2 separate regions of the Homo sapiens genome follow, and region 1 is linked to region 2. A link is a loop called in an ENCODE intact Hi-C map of the cell type or tissue named here. Cell type or tissue: IMR-90. All regions are shown on one strand.

Evidence for each region. A loop is a pair of places that touch in the nucleus more often than their neighbours do. Peaks named below come from ENCODE experiments on the same cell type or tissue, not always from the same donor. Only the 100,000 strongest peaks of a DNase experiment are listed, where the experiment ranks them.
Region 1: it touches region 2 in a loop (5-fold over the local background); 2 of 110 quality-filtered maps call a loop at or near these places.

The regions. Positions count from the first base shown.
Region 1 is chr4:89,754,056-89,756,555 of GRCh38, forward strand. The region is part of intron 4 of SNCA (synuclein alpha); the gene reads right to left. Among named protein-coding and RNA genes, the nearest start is that of SNCA-AS1, 81 kb to the right of the region's middle. In IMR-90, a CTCF peak has its summit at 1,380; no DNase peak of the experiment used is centred here; H3K27ac peaks cover 172 bases.
Region 2 is chr4:89,484,822-89,487,321 of GRCh38, forward strand. LOC105377328 (a long non-coding RNA gene) reads right to left here and starts at 738. Exons shown (of 4, transcript XR_938981.2): 1 at 529-738. In IMR-90, a CTCF peak has its summit at 1,399 (motif pointing right); no DNase peak of the experiment used is centred here.

The sequences.
Region 1 (2,500 bases), 270 kb after region 2:
TCCCAGTCCCCTTTAAGTCCAAGAGGATACAACTGAGAAGGCAGGTAGAGTTTTTGGTCAGTGGCTAGGTTTTTCCTGAATATCAAACAAATTGCCTGGTATGAGAATTTAACAGAATATGACCACAATTTTTTTAACAGATTTATCTACTTGAAACATCGCCTCAGTCAATGAAGAAACTTATGTTCTATAACTAATAATAAAAGATCATTTGTAACTGAAATATGACAAATTGCTGTTTTAATCATGAGGATTACCATTTAGAACAGCTAGGTAAACATTTACTTTTTAATCCGGAAATAAGTTAAAGCAAATAATAAAAATTTATATTTAAATCACACAACATGTTTTATCATGAATAATAAATGTTTTTAAAGTTTAAAAATGTACTTGTTACCTTGTGGGTATTCCTGAACATGATTAGGATTTTTATTTCTCCAAGTATTTTTATTCACTCACAGAATCAAAATGTCAAGGCTATATAAGTTTTCATCAAGTGCTAATTTAGCATCTAAGTTTTTATTAATTAATTTGTAAAGGAAATAATAATGAGAGTCAAAGGAAGAAGCATCTCCTGTGGTGAGCTCCATTTCCAGATTCCAACGAAACCATTAAAATATTTATGGCACTGAGGCTGAATCAGACGGGTCTTGTGTACTCTCTTGTGTGGCCATATTGTGTAGCAACAGTGGGTTTCGAATAATAAGATTCAGTCATCCATTTAGACTCCAATTGGAGCTCAGGCAACTTCAATTTGTGATTATAATGATTAACTTCAAAAAGATGCACTATTTGTAGACCTATGTTGAAACTTATGCAGTGGAACTAAAAAGCCACCTATTTTTATAATAAAAAGGCACAAATACGCAAATGCAAAAGAAATTCATTGGAAAATCTTGAACGTTTCAAATATAATTATCACAAATGCAAATATAAAATAACAATATGTTTGTTAATATTATACTTTCATTTAATCAGTTCTTCTAAGTAAGGCAAATATATGAATTTTTTAATATACAAAAATACCCCCCCAAAACTCCATTAAGTATATCTATATGACCATTGGGTAAGATTTTTTATGATTATTAGTATGGGAAAATTGTGACTGTTTAGATATATTAAATATATTAAGTAATATATTTAATGATTTAAGATTGTTAAATAATTTATATTAAAATTGAAACCTCATTTTGCCAGTATTAAAAATTTCAAAATTTAAATACATATGACACCAATGCATACAATGTTACTTTGTCCTGAACATAAGTTTTAAAAGAATTTAAGTTTAAATATTCTCCTAAATGCTTTGTGAGACTTAAGATAAAAAACAGTTCCTCAGAACTCCTGACAAAGGGGGGCAGTAAAGAAGCAAAAAGATTTTTATGGAGTTCAGGGAAAGCTGAAAGGCCTTTGTGTACATTCCCTATTTTCTAAACAGTAAATGATGGATTGCATTTTAGGCAGACTACAAAATTGCTAAAATTAAATGTTGGGATGGAAATGTGGAATGCAGAGTTTGCAACCCCCTTTTAATTTAATATTTTCAAAGAATTAAGAGAAATTATTATATTTTATTTTATAAAATATTATATTTAAAATTACTCAATTCTAAATGAATGTTATTGCAAACCTAGGCTTATAAGAAGAATGCATTTAGAAGCCCTAGATAACATACAATATAAAAATAATATTTGCAAATTATGCATTTGTTTTCTTTTCTTTCTTTTTTTTTTTTTTTTTGAGATGGAGTTTCGCTCATGTTGCCTAGGCTAGAATACAGTGGCACAATCTCGGCTCACTGCAACCACCGCCTCCTGGGTTCAAACGATTCTTCTGCCTCAGCCTCCCCAGTAGTTGGGATTACAGGTATGTGCCACCATGCCCGGCTAATTTTGTATTTTTAGTAGAGATGGAGTTTCTCCATGTTGGTCAAGCTGGTCTTGAACTCCCGACCTCAGGTGATCCACCCGCCTTGGCCTCCCAAAGTGCTGGGATTACAGGCCTGAGCCACCGCGCCTGGCCTGTTTTCATTTTAAGTGTAGTTGTCTAGCATTTTCAATACATTCCCCCCCGTTTGACAAATTTTATCTTGCCATTTAGCTAATGGGCAAGCAAAAAATTAAGTGGAATAATTGGACAGAACAATTATCTGGTAACCTAAACAATGGTAACATGAGATAGGTATTTTATGCATTGTTTGGACTTATAAACTATCTAGTGTTCTAATAATAGACATAATGGTTTATTCAACTAATAGCTACTGTCATCCTTAGAGGTTATTAACAACTCAAAGTAGTGAATTACATCCAACTAAAGGGTGCTTTTGTATAGACATTTGTTCTTATTGCTGGTCACTTATTCTTCAAATATCTTTTAGGCACCATTTACAAAGATGACCAGAGGTACAAAATCTGCATATATAATAGAAAGAGCCAGGTAGTCATTCAATAAAAGAAGGTATATAGTACCAGGAAAAGATTTTTATCTTAGCCTAAGGCAG
Region 2 (2,500 bases):
TGAATTTTAGGTTCAGAGATACATGTGCAGGTTTGTTATATAGGTATGTTGTGTGTCATGGGGTTTTGGTGTAAGATTATGTTTTCACCCAGGTAATAGGTTGAGTACCCAATAGGTAGTTTTTTGACCCTCTCCCTCCTCCCATCCTCCATCCTCGAGCAGGCCCTAGTGTCCATGGTTTCCTTTTTCTGTGTCCATGTGTTCTCAATGTTTAGCTCCCACTTATGAGAACATGTGATATTTGGTTTTCTGTTCCTGTGTTAGTTCACTTAGGATAATGGCCTCTGGCTCCATCCATGATGCTGTAAAGGACATAAACTCATTCTTTTTATGGCTGCATAGTATTCCATTGTGTATATGTGCTACATTTTCTTTATCCAGTCTACCATGGATGGTCTTTTAGGTTGATTCCATGTCTTTGCTATTCCTATCAAACTACCAATGACGTTCTTCACAGAATTAGAAAAAACTATGTTTGTTTTTTAAGAACTGGAGAACCATAGTCAACTGGGGGAAATATCTTCTCACCTGTTAACAGGAGTGGGTGAGACTAGGCTGTTTTATAGAACTTGAGATCTTCCTATTTTGAACTTTTCTTTGGGAGCTGGATGATTTTATCACCTTAATTGGTAAATGTGTCTTGCAGAATACCTGCAAATAATGAATACTCAATTAAAAAGTGGTTTACTTTGTTGTTGATTTACCATATGCCTCAGAGATTTTCCTAGTTATAATCAAGAGCTATGAAGTATGTAAGTGTTTTTCAAACCATCACTTGTGGAACAGAGCCAAAGGATTGAGATGGAGTGTAATTAGGAGTGTGTATAAATGATGCCTATTTTCTGGTGCATACTAGATAATTGTGCTTATTTTTTATAGCTAGAACAGCGACTAGAAAGTAAAGTTGACAACCTATTAGGAGCTTTAATTGCCTTTAAAATTCAAGTTCTACTGTAAATATTACTATTATAATATTGATAATATTTTAATCAGCCTTCAGATGTAGCTGTTTTTAAATACAAGAGAATGTACTTAAATATCCACCTTAATGTCATTCCTAATATTAGACCAGAGTTTTAGCAAAGTTATTAAGTTGAAATACAATCTTTAAACTATTTGCCAGAACATTAAGTTAGAATTTGCCAGTTCAGGTCAATATTTCTATGACACAATGCATATGGAAATTATTTAAATATCTTTACTTTTTAAAATGAGGACTATTTATATTGAGGAGAAATATCAAAAAAGTTATAGCATTGTGAATACAAAAAGAAGAAGAAGAAGAAGAAGAAGAAGAAGAAGAAGAAGAAGAAGAAATAACAGCTAGATACACTCTAAGCAGCTCAACTATCATTCCTAGAATGACTCCACAGCATTTTCCCCTTTGTACAGTAGATGTCACCAAAAGTTAAAGATGCCTGAGTAATAGATGCTCTTGGTACAAAGGAGAAATGTTTAACTATTATTTGAATCTAACGGTGAAAAATGCTAGAGGGCAAAACGTGCTTTTTCATAAGCATGTCACACTGATGCCTTTATCTATCACATGCAATGTTTCTTCCCATTGGACATATTCAACCCTCCTGAAAAGACAATGTATTTTATTTGTTTTTACGCTCTGTCTTTTTCTTTCAACCTTGGAATTCCATTTATGTTTTTTATATGCGGTCTGCAGGCTCTAAGAATTAAAAATATATCATTCATTAAAGGTAAATCAGCTAATTTCTATACACGTCTGAGATTCTCAGGTAAAAGGTGTTATGTGAGATGCATGCCTAATTGCAATATGTTCCAAATGATTGTATTTTTCTTTTAAACAGGGGCAGAAGACTCTCCATATACTATCATTAATGCCAACATCATTATATTAGAATATTATATCTGACAGTCAATTAAGGGTTGCTGGGAGCTGCCTTTCTCCAGTAGGAAGCACAGAAAAGGGAAAAGGGCCTTCTAGCACTTTCTCAACTTACTGAAGGCTGACTGATTCCAACCTTACACTGATAGTTTGATCCCAGGACAACAGGTGCAAAATATCTCAACCCCTGGGGCTAAGATAAGAAAGCTCAGGGGTGAGAGGATCCTATCTCCCCAACCTCTGCAACCACATACATTGAAGAATTCAAATTCAGTTGCCACAGCCCTAGGCCTCCTAGAAAAATTGAACTATCAACTAATTAGGGAGATCTAGGGGGCTCCCATAATGGGCCCACTCAGAAGACTTTTCAGATCACAGTCACTTCTCCACCAGTTCAGGGTCCCAAATGTTCTAATACAGACATCATCAGCTCAAATGCCTCTGGGATCCAGGCAAGTAACATAAATGTCTGAATTGGTCTAGACGGCTAACCCCACCATAAGGTATTTCAGTTCAAACTTTATCAAAGCTATTTCCACACAAACAAAAATCTGTAAGCCAGATTTCCCCCAGGCCCTTAGCTTTTGACCCCTGCTCTAATTGAATCAGGGTTTTAAGAAAGCAGCCAGGCCAGGGAGGTGG